Regions from separate parts of the Mus musculus genome. Here region 1 is linked to region 2. A link is a loop called in an ENCODE intact Hi-C map of the cell type or tissue named here. Cell type or tissue: gastrocnemius. All regions are shown on one strand. Each heading gives the region's core, and the rest is flanking DNA. Links, peaks and the distances in the headings are about the cores only.

What was found. Hi-C counts contacts between places; a loop is a spot of excess contacts. Peaks named below come from ENCODE experiments on the same cell type or tissue, not always from the same donor. Only the 100,000 strongest peaks of a DNase experiment are listed, where the experiment ranks them.
Region 1: a loop joins it to region 2, with 2.3 times the contacts of the local background. A loop is called at or near these places in 3 of 42 quality-filtered maps.

What each region holds. Positions count from the first base shown.
Region 1 is chr2:128,698,008-128,713,552 of GRCm38, forward strand. Mertk (MER proto-oncogene tyrosine kinase) reads left to right here and starts at 908. Exons shown (of 19, transcript NM_008587.2): 1 at 908-1,096. The coding sequence starts at 1,039. It overlaps Gm39931 (a long non-coding RNA gene), which reads right to left and starts at 495. Exons shown (of 5, transcript XR_001783466.2): 1 at 407-495. RefSeq lists an enhancer at 14,168-15,545. In gastrocnemius, for the core only: a CTCF peak has its summit at 6,615; no DNase peak of the experiment used is centred there; H3K4me3 peaks cover 1,541 bases; H3K27ac peaks cover 1,256 bases.
Region 2 is chr2:128,788,855-128,804,399 of GRCm38, forward strand. Mertk (MER proto-oncogene tyrosine kinase) reads left to right here. Exons shown (of 19, transcript NM_008587.2): 16 at 1,363-1,472; 17 at 4,092-4,251; 18 at 5,588-5,724; 19 at 12,300-14,153. The coding sequence ends at 12,813. Among named protein-coding and RNA genes, the nearest start is that of Tmem87b, 22 kb to the right of the region's middle. In gastrocnemius, for the core only: no CTCF peak of the experiment used is centred there; no DNase peak of the experiment used is centred there; H3K27ac peaks cover 1,442 bases.

The sequences.
Region 1 (15,545 bases), core at 2,644-10,643, 93 kb before region 2:
CTCTGGGCTCTAATGTGATCTTATCTCCAAAGAAAAACAAATCATTCTATTTCCTTTAAGAAAGCCTCATACGCCTTCCGTTTCTTTGAGATTCACAATCTGATGCCGTGGTTTGGGCCTCCCACCCTTTCCTGTAACAGCACTTTCTTCCATCCCTGTTTCAAACTCTTTCCTTACAGGATTCGGCTTAGTTCTCCCCGAGCTAACCTCTGGGGTGGAGGTTGCAAGATCTTGACGCCAGGGTCCGCTCTTGCACTCCGTTTCAGTAGCCAGGGGGAGGACCTGGCAAGCAGGGTGTGCTGCCACGGCGGCCACAGCCTCTGGAATGCAGCTGCTAGGACCTCTTATGCCAGTAGAGCCTGAACTGCAGAATCGCTGCCCCTCCAAAGCAGCTGGACCCACTAACCTTTAAAGGTCTTGGAGTTGCATCCGTCGCTCTCCACTAAATTCGGCCTCTACCCTTTCCAATCCCTTCTACCTACCCATACAGAGTGAGATTCCTCTGATGTAACCAAGTAGCCAGAGATCATCCTCCCGATTATTTTCTTTCTTAGCCCCCTCCCCTTCCTCTCCGTCTCTCGGTCCTTTTAGCTCAAGATGGTGGCCCTCCTTAGCTCTGTTCCATCTCCTCCAGCACCTCCCTTCCAGATTTCCTACACACTCAAGCCAGGGGTTAACCTGCTGGAGTTGACCCAAGTTCCATTCTGCCCCGCCCCTCCACCCTCCCTAGGGCTTGTCCTTGGATCCTCCCCTTCCCGCCCCCTCCTCCAGTTCCATCCTTCTTTGCTCTCTTTGCCCTTCCCCCTTCCCGCCCCTGTCCACTCCAACCTGCTGGCCCCTCCCGGGCCTGAGCCCTGGGCCCGCCTCTTCTAACTTAGGACTCCTGCGATCCCCAACTCCGCACTGCCACTCTGGCGCCTGCTGCCCGGGCGGCCGGGACTGAGGCGCTTCGCACGCGCCCTCGGCGACTGGCGAGTTTGGGACGTTGGTGGATACGTGCATCTGTCCGGAGAGAACTGCCAGATCCGCGGCCCCGCGATGGTTCTGGCCCCACTGCTACTGGGGCTGCTGCTGCTACCCGCGCTCTGGAGTGGAGGTGAGTGCAGGTTGCAGGGTCTCCGGGAGCTGCTACTCATTCCAGCGAGCCGTAGAGGGTTATGGGGGCTCCCTAGCCGGGTCTTGGGGTGCACGTCTTAGTAGAACCGATGGGAACCGAGAGCTTCCCATTACCACAGAGAAAGACCTCAAGCCCGGTTGGGCGCTCTGGGAGCAGCGAAGTTTGAGCCTTTAAGAAATGCAACTCAGGTCTGGCGTGGCATGCACCAAGAACTTTACCCTCAACACTGTCTAGCCTTGCCGAGCTTTGGCGGGGTTTCTGCGAATCATAGACCGAGGATTCCAAGGTAATTCCACGCCGTGAACCAATAAGTAGCTGCAAAAGTTGGATGTCACCGTTAGCGCGTGGCGTTGCTTGGAGGCTAGGTGTCCCGCCAGGGAAAGACTAGTTCTGGCTTCTCCCCTGGGCTCTGCTGAACATTGTGTTAGCCCTCCTTTGTAGGGACAGCCTGTCTGTGAGTGTAAGAAGCCTGCAAAAAGCCGAGGGGGACGATACGGTCCTTTCACTATTATTACTGTGGAGCGGAATCTTTTTTGTTTGGGTAGCACAAACAAGTGCTCAGACCACAAGTGCTCTCACAAGCGGTTCAATTTGACATGCTGGATTGATTAGCGCAAACAAGTATGGCAGGTTCCTCCAACAGATGACACTGAGGCACTTTGTAAAGAAGCTGCTGGGGGGAAAACAAAACAAGGTTTTTCCAAAAAGAAATAGACGCAGGAGGGGTTGGAAGACTACTATAAGCAAGCACATTTCAGGTATTGTTCCTTCAGGTATTGCTCCTGCCCTAAAAGATCTGTTTCTATTCGGAGTGTAATTTTGTCTCTTTGATCTTGAATCTGGTAGACTAAAGTTTGTCTTTTAAGGAAAGTTTGGTTTATGGTTTAGCTACAAACCTCATTTTTCCTCTCAAAGTTCATTTGCTCAAATGAGCTTTTTTTTCTTTTCTTTCCTTTTCTTTTCTTTTTCTTTTTTAAACAATTCTTTCCTTGCACATTAAATTACATAAGCAATTTGTAGTTTGAGGCAACGTGACAATTTGCAACAAACATCAACAGCCAAAAAACGAGCTAAGAACTGAGACCACTCTATTCTCCATTACTAAACCCTCAAAAGTTCCTCAGCCTTTCTGCCAGGACTGTTCTTAATAATCCGCTGAAAGTCGGGTATACTTTTGCTACTAGCCCTAGCAGGCCACGCGTCATTTTGGAGGCTGTGACTGTCATAAGCATGGGAAGAGTGATAGGAACCAAAGCTTTTGTTTGATATTTTTAAATCTATGCTTTATTTTCTTTTTGTTTTTGTTTGTTTGTTTGTTTGTTTGTTTTCGAGACAGGGCTTCTCCGTGTAGCCCTGGCTGTCCTGGAACTCACTCTGTAGACCAGCCTGGCCTTGAACTCAGAAATCCGCCTGCTTCTGCCTCCCAAGTGCTGGGATTAAAGGTGAGCGAGTGCCACCACTGCCCTGCTATGCTTTATTTTCTAAGTTTTGAAAACGTGTGATGAAGTTCTGTAGCTGACAGACATAGACAACCGTAGAAAGGCTTAAAATGCACGCTGAGAAAGAATGAAAGTTTCTCAATTTTTTTCTACCTGAATTGGAGCTGCTGAGAACGTGTTTCAGGAGTCCCAGTCTTTCCTCTCTGCTTGGCCCCTGATTTGGACCACGGTGTGGGGGGAGGAGGGAAAGGGGGCGACCGAGCTGTATAAGGGGCACACAGTGTCCCTAGGGAGGGTCAGATAGGGAAAGAGGATGAAGGAGAAGTTTGAAAGTGCATAAAAATGAAGCCAGTCTGGTGACTTCATCTGTGACTAAGATGTGTGAACCCTGAGAACAAACCCGGCTTTTAAAATGGTCGATTTTTTTAATTTTTGGTTTTTGGTTTTTCGAGACAGGGTTTCTCTGTGCAGCCCTGGCTGTCCTGGAACTCACTCTGTAGACCAGCCTGGCCTCGAATTCAGAAATTTGCCTGCCTCTGCCTCCCAAGTGCTGGGATTAAAGGCATGGGCCACCACCGCCCAGCTAAAATGGTCGATTTCTTAAATTGACACTAAAAACAAACATTCCAACTTATTATAAACATTTTTTCCAAGAACTCTAAGTGACCCCTCTTGCTTTTTGGAAGTAAGTAGGGTTCATTTGAATAAATGAGTGAATGAATTTTGTTCTTTAAGATAGTAAGCACGATATAACCGCCTTTGAATTAACAAAATTGAGCTTTAATTTTAAAAAAGTTTTATTTTATCTGTATGGGTGTTTTGCTTGTATGTGTGTCTGTGCATCATGTGCATGCATAGTTCCCAAGGAGATGACCAGAGGGCACTGGGTCCCTGAAATCAGAGTTACAGGGAGTTCTGAGCCGTGCTGGGAATTGAACTTGGGTCCTCTGGAAAACAGTCAGTTCTCTTAACCACTGAGCTATCTCTCCAGCTCAAAATTAGGTTTGGTTTTTTTGTTTTGTTTTGTTTTTTGAAACAGGGTTTCTCTATATAGCTCTGACTGTCCTGGGACTCACTCAAAATTAGGTTTTTAAGCCTTACTTTTTGAAAGAATCTCTAGATAGTTCTGGAAGGAGGGCTAGTGGTCACAACAGATTGCCAGGTAGGAAAGATGAGTTGGGACATTGAACACTCGTGTACCTCAGCCAGTCCCTACACGACAGACAGATGCGGGTGTTCATCACAAACCCAGTTGTGTTGTCCCCAAGTGAAACATCCTCCAATGGCTTCCTGTTCCTTGCCAGATTTCCAGGTCCTGTAAAGCCTCACAGGACCTCCCCTACCCCACCCCCCTTGACTCATTTCTAGTCATTTCCCCCTGGTTGCTGCTGCTCTGGCCACCTCTGTGTCACCTTCCTAGCACTAAACAGCTTTTAAAAAGTTTTTGTTGATTTTTGTTTCTTGTCTATGAGTGTTTTGTCTGCATGTATGTATATGCACCTATGCATGCCCAGTGCCGAAGGAGGCCAGAAGAAAGTGTCTGAGCCCCTGAAATTGGAGTTTCAGGAAGTTGGAGACCACTAAAGAGAGTGCTGGCAACAGAGCTCTGGTTCTCTGCAAGAGTGGTACACACCCTTAACCACCAAGCCATCTCCCCAGTCTCCAAAACTGATTTAAAAATAAATAAATAAATAAATAAATAAATAAATAAATAAATAAATAAATAAATTTCTCCGAGGACCTTGACTTTGGATAAGATCTATAGTTTCATCATAACTTAAAACACATGGCTCTGGGTTGGACCTCATCTATATGGAGGAAATAACCCCTAGACTATTTTTGGTACAGCAGGACACTTTCATAGAGTAAGTTTTTGTCAACTTGACACAACCTAAACATATCTAGGATGAAGGATGGTCAGCTCCAGAAGATTGGCGTATGGGTAAATCTATTGGGGTCTTTTCTTAATTGCTAATTGATGAAGTGTGGTTCCAAGTTCCACCTCCTCCCTGGGGGACATGCCAGCAGGATCTTGGTTCTGCTGTGAATGCCTGGGAGGTGTGTGGGGGTGCGTGGCTTCTCTTTTAGATTCAGTGACACAGCTTGTGTTCTTTATTTGAGGTGAACCAGGGCTCTATGAACCTTGGAGTGTGGGAAAGGATTTTCAGGGTGAGTGTGCATTGGCTGGGCTTAAGGTACTGGGAACGCTTCATTTGCATGGAGAAGCATCCCAGGAGCTCGCTGGGCAGGTTCTTATTGAGAGAAAGGGAGTAATTTGATGAAACCTGTAATTTCACCAAAGACTACTTAACATTCCTCAGGTAGAGGATGTGGGGGCGGGCTCCCCAGATAAGGTCAAGTGGAGAAGAAGCAGCCTGGCTGGAAAAGGGGGTCCTACACTCCATTTTGGGCCGAGCTCAAGGAGCTGTCTGGTCATAGTAGACCACCTTAATAGCAAGGTTTCTCAACAATGAAGAAGGGCCCAGCCCACTGTGGATGGAGCCATTACTGGCTAGGTGGTCCTGGGCTGTATAAGAAAGGTGCTGAGCAAGCCAAGGGAACAGGCCAATGAACAGCATTCCTCCTTGGCTTCTACTGCAATTCTTGCCATCAGGTTCCTGCTTTGGCTTCCACTGATGATCTGATTAACTTTACCTGCAAGCCAAATAAACCCTTACTTTCCCAAGTTGATTTGGTCAGCCTCTTATCACAGCCACAGAAAAGCAAACTAGGACATCCTCGAAAGATGAGATGAGCAAACAACACACTGTAAATACTGAACTGTTAGTACCATAATTACCAATGGTGCTCCCTGGTACTTAGGCCTGCAGACTTGGGGTGGGTAATTCCTTTTCCTAGACAAAAGATGTTGAGTAGAAGTTTGTTTGTTTGTTTGTTTGTTTGTTTGTTTTCTTTACTGGAATGCTTCCTCAATACAACCTTGAACTATGAGGGTAAAAGATTCAGATGTAGCTCCGTTGGGTAGAGTGCTTGTCTAGCATGAGCAATACCCTGGCCGAAATGCTCATCACTGCATAAGTCAGGTATGGAGATTGGCTCACCAGGACTCACCTCTACCTGAAGAGCTATTGGCAGGTGATGGCTGCTTGAGGAGAGAGTCAATTTTCTTTAGGAGTGTGGCTCTTGGTTGCCCATGTTCTAATGGATGGACCTACACTCATGTGATCGCTGCAGCACCAATTAGACTCAGCGTAAGCTGTAAAATATAAATAAAAAGAGGATGTGAACTTGGGAGGGGTTAAAGAGGGGATTTGGGTGGTAGATATCATCAAAATACAGTATATACAAGTATGAAATTCTGTAATAATAAATTTACAATTACACACACACAGAGACATGTAACTATAATCCCAGAAGTCTGAGGTGTAGGCAGGAAGGTTAGAAGTTCAAGATCAGGCTGGAGAGATGGCTCAGCAGTTAAAAGCACTGACTGTTCTTCCAGAGGTCCTGAGTTCAATTCCCAGCAACCACATGGTGGCTCACAATCATCTGTAATGGGATCTGATGCCCTCTTCTGGTGTGTCTGAAGACAGCTATAGTATACACATATAAATAAAATTAAAAAAAAAAAAGAAGAAGAAGTTCAAGATCACCCTTGGCTACATATCAAGTTTGAGGCCACCCTGGACTATATTAGATCCTGTTTTCCCACACTCCTTCCCTGCAGTGATTTGGTGAAGAGGCTGTGGGGTGGTTACTCTGGGTGCCTAAGTCCTTTGCTACAGCCCTTTAGCATTTTGCTTCCTAGTAATTCTGCTAGCAAAACCCTACTAGGAGGTCTGGAGGGATGACTCAGCCAGTAAGAGCACTGACTACTCTTCCAAAGGTCCCGAGTTCAATTCCCCAAAGCCACATGGTGGCTCATAACCATCTGTAATGGGGTCTGGTGCCCTTCCTCTTCTGGTGTGTCTGAAGACAACTACAGTGTACTCACATATATGAAATAAATAAATCTTTAAAATAATAAAATACCCAACTAGGAGCAGGCTTTCCCAGTAGAGACTGGCACTAGCAACCCCTGCCCCCTACCTTCCTTGGGCAGTAGAGGCTTGACTTGCCAGAGGAATAGCTTCCTGTCATGTGCCTCACAGGAAGGCACAAAAATGAGGTCCAATTCTGGCTCCACTTTTCCTATGTAGCTCTGTGCCAAAGTGGGTGTGGGTTTGTTTTGTTTTTTTATTTGTTCTGGTTCCGGCTTTTTAAGTGACCGAATCTAGGTCTTTCCTTTCCTTTGGCGGCCTCAGCAAGAAAATGAGCATTGTTAATTCTGTGCAGATATGAGGGTCTGTGTGTAGTAGATTGGGCTGTGGAAAGTAGGGAGGAAGGTAGGTCCTGGGTGCTGTCTTGCTTGTCGATTGATGGCAGGTGCTATCAGAGATCTCTGCTGGCTCGGAGGAAGACCCAGTCTCTCCTCTCTCACGCTGGATATTCATCAGCCCCTATCCTTAGGTAAGTCTGTACCCTGTGGTTCCCCTTCATTGTGCCTGCTCTTTTGCCTGCAGCTGAAACACTTAACATGCATCCTCCTGCAGGGTAGATCCTTTCCGATCCGTGAGCTCCATTTAGGGACTAAGAATCCTGAGAAACTTATCAAGCGAGGCTGTTTTTGATCACTGGGTCTAGTTTTTGTTGTGGTTTGTTTGGTTTTTCAGTCTATCCCTTGGCTTGTGCTAGGTGGGAAGTCCTTTACCAAAGCAAGAGCTCTGGTTTTGTGGGGACCTTATACTCACTTCCAACTTTGAGCAGATGGAAGCCTGTTGGTCCCCTTCCCCTGACCTCTTGTCAGTTGGTGGGCTCAGTGGGTGTGTGGGTACTTGAAGTCCCAGACAGCTTCATCTGGGTCATCTCCTCAGGTTGCAGTATCTTAGTGATGAAGGCAGGGTGAATAGATCTTGATGATCTCATCAAGAAATCTACATTTACTCCCAAAGTATGTTATTGTCCTTCTTGCCTGTTCATTTATCATCATTTGACTCAACGATCAAAGGGATTTTCTGCAAGTCTTGAGGTGGTAGAGGGGCAGATGGGGCAGAGGCAAGAAAAAGGCCAAAAACAGAGATGTTGCCTTTGTGTAATGTGGTGGTTTTAAAATGCTTGACCCATGGGAAGTGGCACTGTTAGAAGGTATGGCCTCTTTTGAATAGGTGTTGCCTTCTTGGAGGAAGTTTGTCACTGTATAGCTAGATTTTGAGGTCTCTTAGTACCCAAGTAAGGACACTACATCTGGTACAGCAATTGGAGTTACTACCTGATTTAGTTTTTGATAGTCAGCTGTCTTTCTCCATGACCCATCTATCTTCTGCATGGGCCAGATAGGAGAGTTAATGGGAGATGTGGGAACCACCACCCCTGCATCTTTCAAGCCACTGATGGTGGCACTGATTTCTGCAGTACTTCCAGGTATGTGATACTGTTTTTGATTCACTGTTTTCTTTGGCAGAGGCAACTCTAAAGGCTTCCCTTTAGCCTTCCCAACCAAAATAGCCTTTACTCCACAGGTTGGGGAACCAATATAAGAATTCTGCCAACTTCTAAGTATATCTATCCCAATTATACATTCTGGAACTGGGGAAATAGCCATCGAGTGAGTCCAGGGACCTATTGGACCTACTGTGAATCAGGACATTAGCCAAAACTTCATTAATAACCTGGTCTTCATAAACCCCACTGGTGGACCACAGTGTTTTTTAGGGTCTCCCGGAATCGGCATCAGTTAAGAACCAGTATCCACCGAGTGGTGGTGGCGCCCGCCATTAATCCCAGCATTTGGGAGGCAGAGGCAGACGGATTTCTGAGTTCGAGGCCAGCCTGGTCTACAAAGTGAGTTCTAGGACAGCCAGGGCTACACAGAGAAACCCTGTCTCGAAAAACCAAAAAAAAAAAAAAAAAAAAAAAAAAAAAAAACCAAAAAAACAAAACAAAAACATTATCCAATTGTTTCTGTTTCTCATTCTGCAGTTACCCTTGTAAAAGGCCATAGGTCCCTCTAGGGAAGAACTGAAGAAAGCTAACAGCAAAACTTTTAGGTGTCTTACCAAGATCCTTCCTCAGGGGAACCTAGCCACCCTTTCTTTCATTCAATCGGTCTGCAAACTGGCTCAAGCCTGGAAACCTGATTCACTGGCTGAGATTACCTTTTGCCATGATCCAGGGTAACTTTTTTCATTTGTTTGAGAATCTTTCTGATAATACAGATCAAACAGAAATGCAGTAGAGTTCTTGTCTATTTCATGCCTGGAAACACCATGAGTAATTAGCCATACCAAAGGTCTCTACCAGTCATGCCATTATAAAATTCACCCTGCCTGTGCTGACCATTCATTACAGGTTAGGACATTACGTCCAGTGTTTTGTCTATGTTGCCCTTTATGATAACTACGATCACCTTGCCTCTGGCGATTCCGTGCTGCCACCTGGCCCCACTACCTCAGAGCCCAGTTAAATCCATTGCATTTAATTCATCCAATTGAGCAGCAGCATCTCTAACCCTAAGGTCTGGCACAAGGAAAAGGGGAACAACAAAACTCTTCAAATGTGCCGCTGCCCCTCTCACCAGTTTGCATCTTATAGGATTTGTGAAGGGCATATCTCCTGGGCCTCCCCATTATAGAGGATTAGGTTTTACACAGTGTACCCACTCCAGCAGCGCAATTTCCCTTAAAATCCCTTCATCAACCCTAAGCCAAGGGATATCAGGCATCTCCAGCTCCTTTTCTGAAGGCCATCTTTTGATAAACCTTTCAGCCAACCATTCAAACAAACTTCTGATACCTTATTTTAATCAATTGAGCTTCCATATCAATAAACTCAGCCTGATCTAATTTATGTTCCTTCCACCATTATTTCCATACCTTTAAAATCCATTTCTACACATACTCCCCAGACTTCTGCTTGAATGTACTAGCAAACTCATTAAGCACTTCCTAATGGACTACACTTCCTATCTCTCTGCTATGGGTCTGCTTTGCCTTGAGTCTGGTTATAGGTCTATTGGTGGGCCTTGAGGAACACCAGTATTGTCTTGCCTGGCATTTTCTTAAGAGAAAAATCATTGCTGGTTTATCAGATAGTGAAGGCTTTATATTCTTCAGGTGAAAAGAGTAATATTTCAAGGGTGGGGTTGAGGGTACTACTGCTTTAGGTGAGCTAAACCCTTGAGAATCTAAAGGTTCGAAGTTCTCAGCTTCAACAGGGTCCTCCCACACATCCCCATTCCAAGTTATAGGATCCATTCTTTGTCAATTAATGCCCTTACTTTAACTGCTGACACCCTCTGAGGCTGAGATTTAATTTAATCACTGTAATTCACCCATCTTTATCTGAGGGCTTTGGTTTGATTTTTCTGCAACTTGAATTCTATGGCTGCTGGAAAGAAGATTCTCTTCAAGGGCGCACCTAGAAACTTCTAGATTGTTTATTTGAATCTGGAGCTGGTCAAGTTTATCATGGATCTCATTCCTTTATCAGCTTATCCAGAGATGCTAAGAACAACCAAGCAGCAAAATAATTTTCCTTACTTCCCTCCAAACTGTAGCGTTTCATATACAAGGCCACCTAATCCATTGCCATTCACAATTGTTGGATCAAGATAAACAAAGGCATTTACCTCTACAAGGTTGAAATATAATTTTTCACCATGGGCCTTTTATATTCTCTGAGCTCTCAGGAGAGGGTGAGTAGAGAGGTTTCAGTAGCTAAAGGTGCTAGTGAATTAGAAGTCACCGGGAAATTATAAAGGCTATTCCAGATAATTAAGATTCATCCTTATACTTCTGCTCCTCTAGTCAGGTACCAACTTCTGTCTTAGTTTGGGTTATTGATGAGAAGACACCATTACCAAAGCAAGTCTTATAAAGGCAAACATTTATTTGGGTCTGGTTTACAATTTTAGAGGTTCAGTCCATTATCGTGGTGGGAAGCATGGCAGCATCCAGGCAGACATGGTGCTGGAGGAGCTAACAAGTCTTGATCTGAAGGCACCCAGGATTCCTGCAGGCAGCCAAAAGGAGGGTCTCTTCTGCACTGATCAGAGCTTGAGCACTAGGAGACCTCAAAGCCCACCCACACAGTGACATACTTCCTACAACAAGGCCACACCTATTCCAACAAGGCCATACCTCCTAATAGTGCCACTTCCTGTGGGTCAAGCATATTCAAACTACTACATGTAGGTCAAGGTCATACACAAGAAGTTTTATATCCAAAAACAAGATATTCCCATTTTATTTCATTACCCCAACAATGCTTCCCCCCACCCCAACAATTCATTTGATGTGCCTACGTGTCTCTTTGTACTTAGAACCTTCCAGGATTTCTCAGCTGGCCTCTTCAGAGGTGCTCTCTAGCCCAGCATGATGTGGTCCATACAGAGTTAGTTCCTGTCCAGTTTCCCCTCTGGAGGGACTGTCCACAACTGATGGGCCTCAGGTGTACAATTAGGTAAACGCTCTCTGATACAGATCCCTTTTCTGGCGGGTATATCCAACCTTTTGACAATTACAACACATGTAGGGTTTACTCACACTCAGAAAACATGCAATTGAGCTATTAAACAAAATCACACACACACACACACACACACACACACACACACACACACACACACACAAACATCAAAATGTTTAAAGTTAGTTTACAATTTTATTTGGTTTGCACTCATAGCTACTTTCAGCCACATTCAGCCATGGGTTGGGCACCCTGGAGCTGCTTGGTCTTGCAAGCTCTAATTACCAGGGACCCTAAGCGTGGTAGGATCTGCCTTAGACACATTCTCACCTCATTAGACACACAAAGGAAAGCCTTGTTTGTTTTGGAGAAAATGTTGCTTTGCTATCTTAAGCCTCAGGGCTTCTAGTTAAAGCTACTAACCGCAGACCGGCCTCCTTTATGGCTTTGATGAGGAGTTTCACAAGCAAGAACAGGCTGTCTTTGTGGCGAATATTAGAACGGGCTCACACTAGCTGAAGTTGCTTTCTGTCCTCACACTGCTCAAGAAACTCTCTGGGAGGTGATAAATATTCATGGATTCCCCATTTGCGGCTTGTATCTGGTGGCTGGTGTTCCAGTTTTGCTGTAAATGACCCTCAGCCTCTCTGGGTACACAGGAAATGAAACCAGCCTGTAAGCATTTGACAATTCTCCACATGATTTGGAAATGGTGGATGAAATTAAAGTTCTCTAAAATTTTACGAGCAAAATTTAAAAGGAAGCTCATTGGATTTAGAACTAGTTAAAACAATATCAACAACAAAAGCCAGTTTGGGAGACCAAGATGGAGGCTCTCATCTTAGGTTAGATTTTGTCTTGCAGGGTTATTTAGGTTACTGTGCCCATTTATCAGCAGGCAGAGCAGATAGATGAGAGTCTGTGTAGCACACATTTCTACCTGGAGGCGAAGGAGGTGGAACACTTTCTTGAAACTGGCCCAGAGCGCTGAGTCCTGATTCTGAAACTGAGCAGCGGTCGGTATCCATTCTGCAACGAGGAAATGGAGACTGAGGGCTGAGTCAGACTTAAAACACGATCACTCAGTTGGCTCTTCAAGTGTTGGTAGTGTCCATGTTGTCTGCCTGTGTTCCCCACCCCCCTCAGTGAAACAGCCCCACCAGCTCTAGCTGGAGAAATAGAATAGTCTTGAAATGCAAAGTCATCTTATTAAAAATTGTAGACTTCCCTGAACAAACCATGAGGTCTTCCCATCAAATGTGCTGCGAGTGTGGGCTCTTGGGTTCTGAGGAGCAGGGAGGACTCTAAATTTTCCTGGAGTGGATGGGATGGGGCATGCATTTTAGAGAAAGCAGCAGCAGCCTCAGGGCCTGGGGGGAGACTGGCATCAATTCTAAACATCTATTCATTTAGTGTTAGGGTGTAATTTTATGTTTGGGGGGGACGGACGGACAATGTGCTATACACAGTTAAATGCAAGCCAAAACTCGACTGAGGCAGAGGCTATCAACAGGAGGTGAAGTGGTGTGTTTTTAGTTGTTTGTTTTGTTTTTCAAGACTGACTTTCCCTTTATAACCCTGGCTGAGATTAAAGGCGTGTGCTTCCACCGCCCAGCTAGTAAGGTGAGCTTTAAACTCATCTACAAAACGTTTGCAAAGCCCAACTGCGCAGGGCAGCCCAGGACCTATGGACTCTGCCTTTGGGAGTGGGACTTGCCCTGTCTGGCCATGCTAGAGCCAGTATGTCTAAAGTCTGATACTTGCAAAAGGCTGGGGAGCCTTTTCCTACCTTCCAAGAGGAAGTGTAGGAAGAACTTGGCCCTTAATTTAGGACTAAGGTAGTTGTGCTTATCCAAGGGAAGGGGCGGGTCTTAAGCCAGAGAGAACTCTGGACTGGATCTCCAAGCCAGTTGAAGTCATGGTTTTAGAATGTTCGGGAAGAATAACAGGGCAAAGCTTCCTCTTTCTAAACCACACCACACAAGCATGCTGTGATTCTAAGTAGGTGGGCCAACCAATAAATATCCTTGACGTTTTCTTTTTGCCATTGCCTTTTTTCTTTTCTAACCTATTCTCTAGTCTCTATACGGAAGACTTGCCTAAGTACGGCATAGGAAGTAATGTTTTCTCAGGACCCTACGGCCCAGTGTAAGAAGTCAAAGGTTAGCAATGCAGACTGTTATTCACTTGTTTCAACCCTCTTAGACTCAATTCATGTCAAGTTCATTAGTGGCATTATAGATGGAAATGCCTGGTTTTCTGTTTCTTTTCTAGAGAGGCTTTTATGTAGCTCAGGTTGGCCTGTGACTTTTTATATTGCTGAGTATAACCTTGAACTTCTGATCCTTCTGCCTCTACCTCTGGAGTGCTGGGATCACAGAGATATGGTACCGTGTCTGGTTTATGCCGTGCTTGCTGGAGCTAGAACCCAGGACTTCCTACATACATCTACCAACTGAGCCACATCTCAGTTCATTTATCCTTACAGGTACATATGTGAATATGCCACTCACATATTAATGCTGTACAATAATATATATTTTTTAACAATTCATGATGTCACACATATGTTTCTGTGTATTGGAAGGGGCATGCGGGTACAGGTGCCTGTGGGGAACAGAGGCATCAGTTCTCCCTGGAGTTACAGGTGATTAATAAGCCCCCAGATATGGATGCTGGGAACCAAATTTGGGTCCTCTGCAGGAGCAGTATACATTCTTAACTGCTGAGCCTCTCTTTTGAAAGCCCCAATCTACTTATCTCTCAGGTTTTCCTAGAGAAAATTTCCAACTGTTGGGTTAAACCAGCCTTAAATTTTTAAATCCTGTGGCTGGAGAGATGGCTCAGTGGTTAAGAGCACCATCTGCTCTTCCAGAGATCATGAGTTCAAATCCCAGCAACCACATGGTAGCTCATAACCATCTGTAATGAGATCTGATGCCCTCTTCTGGTGTGTCTGAAGACAGAGACAGTGTCTTCACTGTCTCACATGTATACTCACGTACATAAAATAAATAAATCTTTAAAAAATTTAAACCCTTTTATGTATATAGGTGTTTTACCTGTATGTATGTATGTATGTATGTATGTATGTATGTATGTATGTATTGCTACACATGAATGCCTGGAGTTCTAAGAGGCCTGAGCAGGGTGTCAGAACTCCTCAAATGGGAGTTACAGAAAGTTGTGGGCTGCCATGAAAGTGTCCCCAGAAACACAAAATTTTAAGTGTGGAACGTGATGAGTTTTGGCAAATATTCATGACATTAAGATAGCCCCCAACTTTTGTACACCTTCCAGTGAACATAGACACTTATTTATAAGGTGAAGTGCTGAGCTGTGGGTTAGAGGCAGTCTTCCCTCTCAGAATGCCACTTCTGTGTCAGCTTAGCAGGCTGCTGTGGTAGAACATCTGGACAGAGCCTTTGTTTCCCAAGGCTGCTCTAGACAGGTCTGCCCTCCTCAGGGCAGGTGGTAGCTGGTTTGTCAATGTGGCTGAGGTTTCACTCCCTGGCCCCTCCAGGATTCTCATCTGGACCTTCCTCCTTGCCCTTGGACACATGGGACCTCTCCTTCTGGTCAACCCCCCATCTCTCCTTTCTGGCTATGCAGACCCACTTGTGAAGGCTCCACCATGTAAAAGGGACAATATTTTTAAAGTATTCATTTTATTTTGGGTTTAAGATTTAAAAAAAAAAAAGATGTATTTACTTTATATGTGTGAGTACACTGTAGCTGTCTTCAGGCACACCAGAAGAGGGCATCAGATCTCATTACGGATGGTTGGGAGCCACCATGTGGTTGCTGGGATTTGAACTCAGGACCTTCAGAAGAGCAGTAAGTGCTCTTAACGGCCGAGCCATCTCTCCAGCCCCCAGTTTAAAATATTTTTTAAGTTATGAATGTTTACCTACATATCTGTATGTAGTGAGGGCAAGCAGGCAAAGAGCAAAAGCTTTCTTCTTCTGCTTCCTTTTGTGTAGATGGCCGCTAGAAGGCATGGCCCATATTTAGGCTGGGTCTTCTCCCCTCACTTGAGCCGGTCAAGAAAGCCTTCACAGGTATGCCCTGTTGCTTGGGTTTTATTGGTTCCAGATGTAATTAGTTCCATGATTAGCCATCAAAAACTGTAACTCCACACCATTACGTCCCCCTCCCCGTCCCCTCCCCCTCCCCGTCCCTGGCAGTCACCATACAACTCTCCCATTTTGCTCCTTTTGATGGCTTTAGCTTTGTCCAGAGTGCTTGTTGTCTCAAATGTTTGTTTTTACACGTAATAGCCAGGGTTCTTAATTATACTTACTACAGAAAGTAGGCAAAAGTTCATCTACTTTCCGATAAAGTGTTTGAAGTCGATGCTTTGTTTTCTGTCACTTAGAAAGGACTCGAACAAATTAGTCTTGCTAAGGTTTTAGTCTTCCAGAATTGTCACATTTTATAAGAAAATACTTATTTTCTTTAAAAGATTTTTTTTTTTTCATAAGAGCGATTCAGCTTTCTGTGGTCTGGAGTACTGTGTAGGT
Region 2 (15,545 bases), core at 4,374-12,373:
GGTGGCTCACAACCATCCATAATGAGATCTGATGCCCTCTTCGGGTGTGTCTAAAGACAGCTACAGTATATTTACATATAATAATAAATAAATCTTTAAAAAGAAAAAGAAGAATACAGAATTAAAAACATCTCCTATCGAGTTGGTTTTTTCCCCTCCCAACATCTGCCCCTTTCCTAGAGTATCTCCTCTTCCCTCATTAAAACCCTGGACCCCATGATAGAGAGAACTGACTGTCACAGGTTGACCTCTGACCTCCAAATGTGCATGGTGGCACAGGCAACCCCTCATTCCCTCCTTCCTACATATAAAACAAGTCGGCGGATGCAAAGAGAATGAAAAACAAACAATCATGCACCCTCCCTCATCCTCTCTGCCTGGCCTGGTCCTCTGGCCTAGGGGTCTTGGGATGTGAAGGCTCACCTTTGGCCTCATAAAATGTGGAAAGATACAAAATATTTTTCACCTGAAATAGTTTTAAAAGCAAAGAGAATGTGATATTTTCCAAGAGGTTTTTAGAGTTTCCGCTTATTCCTTTTTTTGAAGCTTTTTTTTTTTTTTTAATTTCTGAGCCCCGTGTGGTGTCTCATGTCTGTCATCCCAGCACTGGGGAAGCTGAGGCAGGAGGATCTTGAGTTGTAGTCTAGTCTGAGCTGTGCAGGAAGATATTGTTCCAAACAAAGTGTCTCTCTCTCTATGTGTGTGTGTGTGTGTGTATATATATATATATATATATATATATATATATATATATATATATATATGAAATAAAAAGGAAAGATCTGTCTCTCTGTGTCACCACTACTACTTAAGAAATAAGAAGGCGTGGTGGCTCACGCCTTTAATCCCAGCACTCGAGAGGCAGAGGCAGGCAGATTTCTGAGTTTGAGGCCAGCCTGGTCTACAAAGTGAGTTCCAGGACAGCCAGGGCTATACAGAGAAACCCTGTCTCAAAAAACGAGAGAGAGAGAGAGAGAGAGAGAGAGAGAGAGAGAGAGAGAGAGAGAGAGAGAGAGAGAGAGAGAGAGAGAGAGAGAGAGAGAGAGAGAGAGAGAGAAGAACACCATTTTCAGGGCTGCAGAGATGGCTCAGCAGTTAGGAGCACTGCCTGTTCTTGCAGAGGACCCAGGTTCGATTCCCACGTGGTGGCTTACAACCATCGGTAATTCTAGGTCCCAGGGTTCTGATACTCTCTTCTGGCCTCCTCAGATGCTAGGCACACACATGGTGTACATACATGCAGGCAAAATGCTTAGACACATAAAATAAAAATAGATATAGCACTGTTTCCCTCTTGGAGAGAGTAGCTTGCCAGCTTTTCCTTCTAAATGATTAATGTCTTTTCTTGTTTCCTCCCCTTAGTACATTCACCTGCAGACACTACTGAAGTTCATGATGGACATTGCCCAGGGAATGGAGTATCTGAGCAACAGGAATTTTCTTCATAGGGATTTGGCAGCTCGAAACTGCATGTAAGAACCTGGGCCATCCTGGGGCGGCAGGGTCATTAGACTTCATAGGGTGGGAAGTGACCTGCTATTAGGTTATGGAGGGCATCTGGCTTGGGAGGGGGCAGAGTACCTTGCTTTGTATGGGGTTTCTATCCCTCTGATTCTACCTTGGGGGTTTTCTGTTTCTGCCTCCAAGAGTCTGGCTAGCATCCAATGCTCTCTCTGTGATTAGTCTCTTTTCTCCTTGTCACTAGGCTAGGGGCACTAGGCGCTTGATCTTTGGGGTCTTTTGCCATCAGCTAGCTTTGGATCCATAATAATATGTAAGTCAGCTAACCATAGTATAACTTGAACAACAGTAATGAAAATTCTAAAGACTGTTTGCCCATGCCTTTGTTAGCACACAGCTCTCTCCTCAAGGAGGGTAAGAAATGGTGTGTTCTAGAGTCAAGTACAAGTGACCATGGCCTGAGAATACAGATTCAACAACCTCAAATGTCATATTCTAAAGTGGTGACTGTTTTCAGGTTTTTATACTAACATAACAAAGAAAATCATAAGTCAACACACTTGCAAATACATTGGTGGGAACATGGGGTAGGCAGGGGTCGGCAGCCTGGGAAAACTTCTGCTATAGGCTCAGGTGCCGGGTGATGACATTCTTGGCTTTGGTTGGTCTGCTAAATTAATACATCCAGAGCGGTTTCCTCTGATGATCACTGGACAGACACAGAGGTGGGCAGAGACTTGGCAGTTAAGTGAGCTAAATATAACTCAAGATAGATTGTAGTTAATCTCTGCCCTGCAACAATCCAACCGCTCCTCCTCGATCATTGAACTTCTAACCAGATAATCGGCCTTCTAGAAGGTTCAATGGGAGGTGTAGTTCCTTTCCAGGAACTTTTGTTCATATCTACCCAACCCTTGTGATAACATTTGGTAACCTTAAATATCTAGAAGCTTCTCTACCACAGCAAGTGATGAATTATAAGGATTTACGTGAGAACTTTGGACTAGAATTTTCTCCGTGTCTTTACCTGTTTTGACAGAACCTCCTGATGTAGATCTGCAAACACCTTAACTGTTCCTTGGTTTTAGCTTGCCGGTTGTGAGAAGAGGGAGTGGCCCCTGTGTGTTTGTCTTAGTCAGAGGTTTGACTATAGACTTGGCTACTCACTCTTATCAACCACAGCCCCTTCCCCCTTTAATTTAGTCTTTAAAACCCCGAGGGAATTGGACTTTATTACTGGTTTTTGAGTGTGGATACAGAGTCATGAAATTTTATTTTTCTTTTAACATTTCCTTCGTGTTTTTCCTACCAGGTAGGAGAACTGCCTGTCTAGTTTGTCCTGAACTAAGAACGTGGGTCTTTTGGGTGTGCATACCTGTATTCCCAGAACTCGAGAGACAGGCAGAAGGGTCCACAGTTCAAAATCATCCTCAGCTGCACAGCAAGTTCCTGGCCACCCTGGGCCACCCTGTCTTAAAAAAGAAAAAGAATGGAAGGAAGGAAGGAAGAAAGAAGGGTTAATGTCAGAAAGATAAGGATACCTCTGACACCTGCCTCTTCTCCCTTCTCCTTTCCTCTCTCCTTTCTCTCTTCTTTCTCTTCCCCTTCCTTCTTGTCTAGGACCCATTTTACCGGTGTGAACTATGATTACCATTTATTTCCCTTTAATTTTCCAGTTCCTTCCTCCACAGCTGCCCACATTAGCCAGCAGTCCTTCAGCACCATCTTTCCACGTGTGCTTCCCATTCCTCTCAGACTTTGCCTCCTCTTCTGCCTCCACACCGCCTTGCTTGGTCCACAGGTCCAGCGCTGCTTCCAGACAGAGGGTGATGGCTTGATGCAATCCATGAAAGGATCAGGAGGAGCGACTTGCTGTTCCTTCTACTCCTGCTCTGCCATATCTCTGTCCTACCCTACCTTCCTGCCTCCAGCCACTGTGCCTGGATGCCTTTGCTGGGCCAGCCCCACACAGGCCAGAGTGATGGAAATACAGTAATATCTTCTCCCGATTATTTGCTATGTCTTTGACCTCAAAGCTGCTTCCTACCCCAAGCTCATGGCTCATGGGGTCCATTTCTCCTGCTCCTCCTCCTGTTCCTCCTCTTCCTCCTCCTCTTCTTTTTCCTCTTCCTCCTTTTTCCTTCTTCCTTCTTCTCCGCTTCCTCCTCCTTCTTTCCCCTTCTCTTCTTCCTCCTCCTCTTCTTTTTCCTCTTCCTCCTTTTTCCTTCTTCCTTCTTCTTCTCCGCTTCCTCCTCCTTCTTTCCCCTTCTCTTCTTCCTCCTCCTTCTTCCTTTCCCTTCTCCTCTTCCTTCCTTTTTCTTCCTTACTCTTTCCCTTCCCCCTCCTCTTCCTATAAAGATGTCCTGTATCCCATGCTGCTCTTGAACTTGACCAGCAGCTGAGGATGACCCTGAACTTCTGCCCTACATGCCCCGCTATTTCCATTTGCGCTGTGCTCGGGAATCTAACCAAGGGCTTTGTGCATACTAGCCCAGCATTTTACCAACTGATTCACATCCAAAATCTCCTCATGTCGTCTTAGTCACGTTTCATCCATTTTGAACCACATCTGGTACAGGCCTGGGATTAAATGCCCTGTTCCGCTGAGGACCAGAATTTACCTTTCACAGGTTGCGGGATGACATGACTGTCTGCGTGGCAGACTTTGGCCTCTCAAAGAAGATTTACAGTGGTGATTATTACCGCCAAGGCCGCATTGCCAAAATGCCTGTGAAGTGGATCGCCATCGAGAGCCTGGCGGACCGAGTCTACACAAGCAAAAGTGACGTGGTATGTGCATAGCTTTGATTTGATAGACAGGGGCACACTGAGAGACATGACTGAGCCTGGGGATGTAGGGAGTTACGCTCTGACTAAACGAGGGTTGGGAGCATGCTCAGAGCACGCTTTTATCTCATTTATTCACTCATTCCTCTGCTTTTTCTTGTTCTGGGGTTGACTCTGGGACCTCACACATGCTATGAGAACACTAGCTACTTTCACAACCTCTTCTTTACTTTTAAGATTGAATTTTATTTTAATGATGTGTGTAGGTATGATATCTGTATGTGGATATGGAAGCAGGTGCTCTCAGAGGCTAGAGGCATCAGACCCCCTGCAGTCTGAGCCAATCACAGCCTGTGAGCCGAAATGGATGCTGGAAACCAAACTTGGGTCTTCTTCAAGAGCAGAAAGTGCCCTTACCCACTGAGCCATTGCTCCAGCCCCTTTTACTTTTTGTTTATTTTTATGTACATGATTGCTTTTCCCACATGTATGTATGTTCACCGTGATGTGCCAATGGAGGCCAGAAGACTGTCAGATCCCCTGGAACTGGAATTAGAGATGGTTGTGAGTGTCCATATGAATGTTAGGAATTGAGCCTGGGTCCTCTAGAAGATCAGTCAGTGTCTTAATCACTGAGCCATTTCTCCAGTCTTCTCTACCTTTTATTTTTGAGGCCAGGTCTATCTGTGTCACCTAGAAAGCCCTTGAGCTCTCAATCCTCCTGCTTTAGCCTCCCCAGTAGCTAGGATCACAAATGTATGCCATTATACCTGGCTTTCATTTTTTTTCCATTAATTAATTTATTTATTCACTTTACATAGCATCTTTAATTCAGGACAACTAGTACGATGTGGTAGCGTACTCACATTTGCTTTGCATGTGACCTTCAGAGATTCCCAGGTTTCTTTGCTACAAATGAGTGACTTATTGCCCATAACTAGGATATTCACATTAAAGTGAATGAGTTCACGCAGTAGCCTTTGGAACCCAGATGCTATATAACAGATGCTGTGTAATTATACCCTTGATCCAAGCTTGGGGAGAGAAAGCACACCACAGTAAGAGCAGAGCAGTGTGCTAAGTAAGCAGTGTTGATATGGGATGAGGCTCCCGTCTGCCTTTGGCCAGGTTTCCCAGAACAGCTTTAGTAAGAACGGTTAACTATGGGGCTTCAACCCCATGTATTGCTGTGTCAGGAGAACAGTGGGCCTCAGACATAATTACCAGCTCTGTGTGCTTCGTCATCGGGGCCTTAAGGAAATGACCTTTCCCCATGAAAAAGTCCATTCAGCCTTTGTGGAAAGACTTTTGTCCTAACTTCTTGTGCCTTTGTTCTCAGTGGGCTTTTGGCGTGACCATGTGGGAAATAACAACACGGGGAATGACTCCCTATCCCGGAGTTCAGAACCATGAGATGTACGACTACCTTCTCCACGGCCACAGGCTGAAGCAGCCTGAGGACTGCTTGGATGAACTGTAAGTGTGCATCCCGGGGTCATTGGGCTTTCTGCATGGGGCAGCTACCTGGCTATGAAACGACCTGAGAAACACAGTGCTGGCTGGTACAAGTGGGGCCTGCTGTTAGCCTAGAGAGCCTGTGCAGAGAATGCCTCTACCAGAAGCCTCAGGCCAGCAGACATTCCTAATGCAGATGGAGGTGTTTGTCCAGCTTCTGTAAGCCTGCTGTGGCTCACTCATCCAAAAGGTCTCAGTCTCCACCAGTGGGCACAGTCAAGGCAAGGTACCAGTGTGTGTTTACAAACAACATGAGCATCACTAGGAAGTAGATGGTGCCAATAAATAGGCTCCCTTTGTAGTATATTAGGTTCTGGGGTCCTTCATCCTTACTCACTTTGAACCCAGTAACCCTTTTTCTCGATAGCATTTCAAATGTTATATAAAAGGACTGATCACACTTATTGGGAAACTTAGGAATCTGCACCAGTGCCTTTGAGGACAAAATGGCTCTGGGGATTGCTTGGGAAGTATTCTGACAAGGCAGTTGCTTATTCCTGTGCCTAGAGGGTGTGGTGGTATTGGTACAAAGTTAGTCTAGAAATTGTGTGTTCCCTGGAAGACTTATGCCCGGCCAGCTGTGGATTCTCCTACCTCCCATCACATCGCACATCCAACCAACACAGCCCTCTCTCAGTCTTCAATGCCAGGCATCAAAGGGAAGAGACCCAGGACTTGTGGTTGATCAGGTCAGGCCCTGTCCAATAATTATCCACATGTGTGACCATGGCAGCTGGCTTGACATTTCTGTATCTCATATCACAAGCCACATTGTATGTGTTCTTGGGAGAACTGTGGTATCTTGACAAAAGCAACTGGAGTGGTGGAGGGTTTATTTCAGCTCCAAGTTCAAGGTGCTTTCCATCATGGCAGGGAAGTCAGGATCATGGGAGCGTGACACAACTGGTCACATCACATCCAAAGTAAAGAAGAAAGAGTAAGGAGTTCTTGCTACCCCTCAGCCCCCTTTCTCATACAGCCAAGGATCCCCTGCCTAGGGAATGGTCCCACACACGATTAACATGACTGTCCCATAGTGTTAAAGTAATCAAGATCATATTTCACACTCATGCTGATAGGCCCATCTCTCTTATGATTATAGATTTTGAGAAGTTGAAAATAGTAACTATCACTGTATATTTGTTGAGGGGCAGGATATGCATGTGTGTCATGTTATTTGTCATGTGTGTTTGTTTATCTGAAGGCTGGAGATTGGTGTCAAGTGTCCTCCTCAATAGATCTCCCTTTTCTGAGACAGGGTTTCTTGCTGAACCCGGACCTCATGGATTTGGCTTGTCTGGTTAGCTAGCTTGCCCCTGAATATCCCCTGTCTTCACATTCTGGTGGCTGGAAACATAGGCCAGCCACTGAAACTACTTGGCTTCTAGATGTCTGCTGAGGATCCAAATTCTGATTCTCACATAGGCAAATGCTTTATCTACTGGGGCATCACCACAGCTTCATCCTTAGTTTGGTCTCCCTAAGTACTTTGCTGAGCTTTTTGATACAATGTTGTGCAGTTCTGTCTTCAATGGTGACTTACACTCTCTTTGGTGAGTCTCCTCCAAGGTTTGGGATATTCTCATCATATTTAACAAGAACATTATAACAACGTAGGCCTGAGCTAGCCCTGTCATGGAACAGCATGAGGGATGCTGGTGTTCTGCAAGACCTTCAGCCCCATCCCAAGCTCTTTCTCTGCTGCCTCATTCAGCACACAGGCCAGGGCACTTTGTACACAACCTCCTAAGCACTTCTATGGCTCAGACTCCAAGCCAAACACAAGGAGGATTGTTTTGTTCCCTGCCACAGCCTGCTTTGTGGTTGAAGATATTCGATACCAAACAGAAACAAAGGCTGCAAATCTCTTGAAAAATATCTTAAGGCCTTGATTAAATTAGTCCTACTGTTTCACAGTCATTTTGAAGAGGGCTGTGTTAATGAAACGTTGGCTTCTGGAAATGAGGAAGCCTGGCTGTGCCGCCACACTGCCCAGGAAGTTTTGTGGTGATTTCTTTCTCCGCTGTTCCCCCTACAGCAGCAGAGACTGACATTTGCAATGGTCAGTGTGGGCCTGAGTGAGTTCCAAGCTGTGTCACATGGTGGTTTTTATGTTTCACGTCGAACTAAAACAAGCCACTGCTGAGCTGGTGTTGTCTGAGAACACTTTTAGCTGGTGGAGTCAGCTACCGCCCTGTGGCTGGGGGCCCAGGTGGTTATAGACAGACTGTCATTCCCCTGTTTCTGATTTCTGACAAACCCTGGGCTGACAGATGTGATGTGGTCAGCAGGCTGCTGGAGCAGGCTTTATTCCTCATGGGAATGCTGACAGGCAACAGCACCCCAAAAGAAACTTCTGTACTTGACACACAAACTCATACACATACTCATATTCATATACACAAACACACACACACAAACACATACTCACACATACTTATACACACAAACACACACTCACACACAGAGTAACACCCAGCACACACTCACAGACACATATACAGACACTAACACATACTTGCACCCACAAATCCACACACATTCAGACACACAAACACACTCACTCGCACACACATACTCTCACACACACAGACACAATCATGAACACAAAATCACAGACACATGCACACTGACTATTCTGAGTGTCTCGGAGTCCAAACATGGCTAGGAAGAGTGCACTCCTTATGGGTGATTCTTTTTGGCTGCTGTAAGCTAACTGTCTGAAATGTGGCAATGTCAGTTGGGAATGTAGCTCAGTAGTGGGAACTTGTCTAGCCTGCACAAAGTTGTATGTTCAGTCTCCACTACTGTAGAGCAAAGGGCTAAGGGAGTGAGGGAAGGACACAGGGAAGGAAGGAGAAACAGAGAAAAGGATACACATATATAAATCACGGAGTTCTACCATGGAGTGACCAGACTGTCAGTCTTGCTTCCTACTGCCCAGGATGCCACCTTCTGTGGTGTATGAATCAACATCTATGGGACATCTCCCTAGCTGAGCTCTTTAAAGTCTCCCTGGCACCCTCAGAATCTTCCCTACCAGCTGTCCACAGTGGTCCTCCATGGCATGAAGAGCCATCCTTCACCCTCTGATAGGGCAGTTTTATTCCCCCACAGGGCCCTGTTGGCCAGCAGGTACTCTCCAGCATTGAGAATTCTTCTCCTCACTGGGCATGATAGCACACACTTCTAATCCCAGCAGAGGCAAGCCAATCTCTGTGAATTTGAGAGATCAGTCTAGTCTATATAGTTAAGTTTTAAGGCAGGTAGGACTACATACCAAGAGTCTATCTAAACAAAACAGAACAAAACAGGGCTGGAGAGATGTCTCAGCAATTGACTGAACATTGACTGCTCTTCCAGGGAACCTGGGTTCAATTCCCAGTATCCACATGGCAGCTCACAACAGTCTATAACTCCAGTTCGGGGGCTCTGATGTCCTCTTCTGATTTATATGGGCAATGTAAACATTTGGCACGCAGGCATATATTCAGACAAAATATCTAATATATATATATATATATATATATATACACACACACACACATATATACACACACACACACATATATACATATACATATATGAAACCCAGAATTTCCATCTTCTTTTCTCATTGCTGATACTGACAGATCACAGAAACCCAGAACTGCATTACCATCATGATGACATCATGACATAAATACTATGTTCTGTGCAGAACCTTCATCTCCCTTCCCCAGGGGTCCTCCTTCATTGCTTAGACAGCAACAAAAATGATTTCTCAAATATTATGATCAGAGCTGAGGTACCTCAGTGGTGGAGAACTTGCCTACCATGCACATGGGCCCTGGTAACACCCTAAGTACCACAGACAGATGATTACCATCATAATCTGGTCATGGATTGTTTCTGGATATCATCTTCTGTGGTTTCCCAGGCTCTTGTGATATCTTTCAAGGCCATATTTAAGATGGGCATAGTGAGGTATGCTTACGCAGGAAGGTCAAAAGTTTGAGGGCAGCCCAGGCTATATAGCAAGGTCCTATCTTATAACACACACACACACACACACAACACACACACACATATTTATATTCTCATAAAGTATTAGAAATGAAAGGATGGTACTACCACTATTCTCTATAAAGATAAGTCACTTAGCACTTTCTTCTAGGATGTGAGGTAAATGAAAGAGAAGTAAACAGCCCGGTGTCTCAACATGAAAATGCGAAGGATGTTATGTTCTTAGGGACTGAATCTCTCAAAGCCCGTTCGAGCAAACAAGCAAGGCTCTGTGCAGAGTTGGAGTCTTGCAGATTGACTGATGTGAGGAAAACCTCTAAAACAGAACCTTTCGTTGTTTGCCCAGTCTAAGCTACTGGCCACTGAGAGTGAGTTAGAGAGACTCAAAGGAGCTCCCAAGGCTAAGATGAAACCCAGGGCTGTGAGGCAGGTGTCAGAGTGGGGTCCTGTGTTGAGGTCCTGTCCCTTTGTATGTGTGTGAGTTTCCAAGTTCCAGAATCAAGTAACAGTCCTGGTTAGGGCTGCAAAAATACATCAATGAAAGGTCGTGAGCATGTCTGCACAGATGAGATCTGTGTGTTGTATATAAGGAATTAGCCCAAGGATCTATAGATTGTGAGAACTGCACATTTTTGTTCCTAAGAAAGCCAGTAATCAGCATGCATCAGATAATTCAGATTCAGCTCGGGTTTATTTGTTTATTTATTTTTGGTTTTTCGAGACAGGGTTTCTCTGTATAGGCCTGGCTGTCCTGGAACTCACTTTGTAGACCAGGCTGGCCTCGAACTCAGAAATCCACCTGCCTCTGGAGGCCCAAGTGCTGGGATTAAAGGCGTGTGCCACCACCGCCCGGCTGGTTTTATATTTTTAAGGGATTATTTATTATGCATTTACATTTTGTCTGCACATACATCTGCACACCAAAAGACGGCATTGGATCCCGTGGTGCTACAGAAATAGTTGTGAGCTGCTATTTTGGGGCTAGGAGTTGAACTCAGCACCTCTGGGAGAACAGCCAGTGTTCTTAACCACTGAGCCATCTCTCCAGCCCCTCACCTTAGTTTTCATATCCAGTGATATTAATATCAATTTCCCAAAGCAGGGAAGGCTCAAAATGAAATGCTGGTGTGAATCCTTCTCAGCCCAGCAATTTCCTGTTGTCATTTCCTTCCCATGGCCCTTAATTGTAGTCTTAGTGATACTAAATACTGGGGATGGAGTTGCTCAGAAGAGAGGCACATACCCCTATAGAACTCAGCAGAATCTCCTGAGGAGCGCTTGTGTATTGGGCTTGCCCAACCCTCACCTCATCCTGATGCTCCAGGTAAGGCCAGGGCATGGACTATAATTTACACGGAGCTGTTGGGAAGCTGGGAAGGGAGCGATACACAGTACTTACCACTCAGTCGCCCTTCATGTCCCACTCTAGCTCTGGGTCTCCCTTACTTAGTCCACTGGTCCAAATAACTCAGCGCTCTTGGTAACAACTCAGTTTAATGGTAGACAAAGGTTAGCAAACTTGTTTGGTAAGTATCTTAGTTACTGTTCTATTGTTGTACAGAGCCACTATGACCAAAACAACTTATGAAAGAAAGCATTTAATCGGGGGCTTGTTTACAGTTTCAGAGATGAGTATATGACCATGCACAAGCATAAATCAGAGAGAGAAAGGCTGAAAAGGGTGTGGGTTTTGAAACCTCCTCTATCAAGGCCACACCTCCTAGTCCTTCTCAAACAGTTTCACCAACTGCAGACTAAGCATTCACATAGATGAGCCTATGGCTTTGAGGGCCCTTTGTAGCAACCACTCAGTGTTACAATATAGCAAAAGCACAGACAGCAAATAGGCATAGCTGTGTTCTAATAAAACTTTATTTACAGAGAAGATGATTGGTTTGATTGCCAAGCCTATATAAGAAAAGGACTTTAAATCCATTTTATTTGCAAAAGTTGATAAAATTGCCAAATGCTTCTTCTATTTTTAGCAACAGAATTTTTTTTTTTGACCAGCGGCTGCTGAGATGGCTTAGTAGGTAAGAGCATTTGCTGAACAAGCATAACAACTGGAATTCAGTCCCCAGCACCCATGTAAAAAGGTTGGCATGGCAGTGATGTACCTCTAACCTCAGTGCTCTTATGGGCAGAGACGTGAGAATTCCTGTGCTTCTTGGCCAGTCAGTCTAGCCAAAACAGCAAGTCCCTGGTTCAGTGAGAGACCCTGTCTCAAAGCAATAAAATGGGCAGGAATAGAACAGTATATCAGATGCCCACCCAAGCCTCTATACACGCATGTACAAGTACATATTACCACACACACACACCTGAAACATTTTAAAACATTTTAAAAGTTGAATAACTATTAGACCATTTCTTCCCACCCACCTCCACCAAAACTCATTCATTTCCATAAAAAGGTGAAGGAAATGCTGATTAAAATGGAGTGACATTAAACATTAGTTGAGGCAGAAGGGATGGCTGCATACAGGTTTTGGGTCTGTGACAGGTAACGCTCACTTGTGTCTTATCATCAGGTATGACATCATGTACTCTTGCTGGAGTGCTGATCCCTTGGATCGACCCACCTTCTCTGTGTTGAGGCTGCAGCTGGAAAAGCTCTCCGAGAGTTTGCCTGATGCGCAGGACAAAGAATCCATCATCTACATCAATACCCAGTTGCTAGAGAGCTGCGAGGGCATAGCCAATGGGCCCTCACTCACGGGGCTAGACATGAACATTGACCCTGACTCCATCATTGCCTCTTGCACACCAGGCGCTGCCGTCAGCGTGGTCACGGCAGAAGTTCACGAGAACAACCTTCGTGAGGAAAGATACATCTTGAATGGGGGCAATGAGGAATGGGAAGATGTGTCCTCCACTCCTTTTGCTGCAGTCACACCTGAAAAGGATGGTGTCTTACCGGAGGACAGACTCACCAAAAATGGCGTCTCCTGGTCTCACCATAGTACACTACCCTTGGGGAGCCCATCACCAGATGAACTTTTATTTGTAGATGACTCCTTGGAAGACTCTGAAGTTCTGATGTGAAGCCAGCTGAGAGGAGGCATGAGAGAACCAAGCAAATACAGCTTCCTGGGATCTGGTGGTCTTAGATACTTTGTTATTGCTCTGATAAAACATCATGACCAAGGCAATCTTCAAGAGAAAGTGTTTAACTAGGTTTACTGTTTCAGGGGGTTAGAGTCTATGATTGCAGAAGGAAGTTATGATGGCAGGAACAGCTGAGTGCTTATATCTTTAAGAGCAAGCAGGAGACAGAGAGCACTCTGGGAAATGGCACCTATCTTTTGAAACCTCAAAGCCTGCTCCCAGTGACAAAAGTCCTTCAACAGGCCATACCTCCTAATCCTTCCCAAACAATTCCACCAACTGGAGACCAAACATTCAAATGTATGCGCGTATTGGGGCCATTCTTAAGCAAACCACTACACTGGTTATACCTGAGGTTTTGGTACTTGTTTTCCTTACCAAGTAGAGTTCATGGCCGGACAGCACCAGGTGAAAGCTGTCAAGTCAGGTTTGCAAATACATAACCAAGGTCTTGAGAGACAACTTTTTATAGAGATTTCTTTTATACAGTTGCCTGCAACTAAATCAGAAGGCTCACAACCACCTGTAACTCCAGTTCTAGAAGACTGATACTCTCTTCTGGCCTCTGAGGGCATCTGCACACACGAGGCATACTCTCACGCAGTCATATGAATCAAAATAAATCTAAAAATAAGTAAATCAATAGCAAGGCTAGGCGTGTGGCTCAGCAACTCTGTGCTTAACCTGTGAACTGTCCTATATTTCATCCCAAGACCCCAAAGCAGTACAGAATAAAAATACAGAGGCGAGGGGAGATAGCTTAGTTGGTAAAGTCCTTGACTTGTAAGTGTCAGGATATGAGTCTGATCCCCAGAGCCAACATAGCACAACTTTGAATGTGATAGCACACACTTGTGATCTCAGTGCTGGGGAGGTGGTCTCAGGTGGATTTCTGAGGCTCACTGGCCAGCTACCCAGGTGAGTTCCAGGCCAAGTAAGGCCTGTCTCAAAAAAAAAAAAAAAAAAAAAGGTGGACAGCACCTGAGGAGTGATATTTGATGCTGTTCTCTGTACACACACACACACACACACACACGAACATGCATTCACAAGAAAAATATAAATAAAATACATAATATATTTATTTAAAGAGAGAATATATATGTATATGGTGGAAAGAGCCAAGGAGATTATATTTTAATAAAAGATGACTTATTTCACTGACCTTGCAGAACTCAAAATGTATCCCTCAGTGTTAACATTTGTACAGAATCAATGTTGCTTTTTAAAAGTTGTTTTCTTTTCCACAGTATTAAATGTAAAAGTGTTTGTTAAGTGAAATGGCAGGTTTGCCTTCATTTTTTGACCTTCACGAGAAGCCTGGCATGTCTCCATCCATGCATCATGTGTGTGGGAGAAATGATTTACTTAATGTCCCAGGTTTTACAACTGATCGACTGAGATGACTTCCTAATAAAATGCAGATGAGGAAGGGTGTGTTCCACATGCTTCAGATTTGGGGAGAGAGCTGTCACCAGCAGCCCTGATAACCTTTCTTTGCAAAGGAGTTTCCTTAATGGCTGGCCCTCCCCACAGTTCCTCTGCCCATTCTTACCACTGCATTGAGGGACCTGGAAAAACAATCCCAGGAGTCCATAGAGGAATGGCTGGCAAGATAGCTCAGCTGGTAAAGGTACTTGTGACCAAGCTCAGTGACCTGAGTTTGATCCCCAGGACTGACATGGTGGAAAGAGGGAACCAACAAAGATGTCCTCTGACCACCACGTGGACAAACATGCACAATAAGTTAGTGGATACGTAAACAATTTGAAAAGAGTTCATGAATGAAAAATAACAATAATAAAGGAGTCAAGATTATATAGGCCCTGAGAAGATGTGGAAGCGGTTGAGCAGTGAGTTCTAGTTCCTCTGCAGAGCTGTCACTCACAGGAGGTAGGCGGGGCAGGCCCAGGGCATAAACTGTGGAGTTCTGCCATCTCAGTTCCTGGCTCAGCCACCACATGTTGATCACTTGCCTTGTTTCCAGCCCTGTATATATCTGCTCCCTTTACTGTGTGTCTTATACTATGGGTGCCAGTGTCATCCTCATGTCTAGGCCAGGAAGCCATTGCTTGGAAAGACTTCATAACCTGCTCCTGACCTGTGTCTAGAGAATGTAAGAGCCAGAATTTAGAACGTTTGAGTAACCACACGGTTTAGAGTCCATGCTAGTATGTTTCACATTACAGGACACCGCTTCGGCAAACGAGAGTTGTGATGGAATTAGAAGTACAACTCTCTTTCTTTTCTTTTTCTTAATTGTGCAGGCTTAGCCCATTAGTAAGCCCCCTGTCACTCACAGGAGGTAGGTGGGGCAATCAAGGCAGAAACCTTTAGCTAAATTTCTTATTTCTATGTAACAGCATTTTCTGAGTCAGCTTGTTATTAACTTGTATCTAACCGGCATTGAAGCTTGTTATCACACTTTCCCCTTCACCACAATGGATGGTGTTCTCAGCCATAGCCTTGAACACTTGAAAATGTAGACAACTAACTCTCCCAAACTCCCATACTGTCTTTTGCATTTACTATAAAGAGCCTTTCTCATTCTCTGTGTATACGCTCAAGTCTGCTTTCAAAGTAAAAAGCCTGAGAGAGGAAATGGGAAGAAACTAGTCAGGTCATTGTGTTCTGCTAGCTTGGAACAGGGCTGGATGCAACCGAGAGGA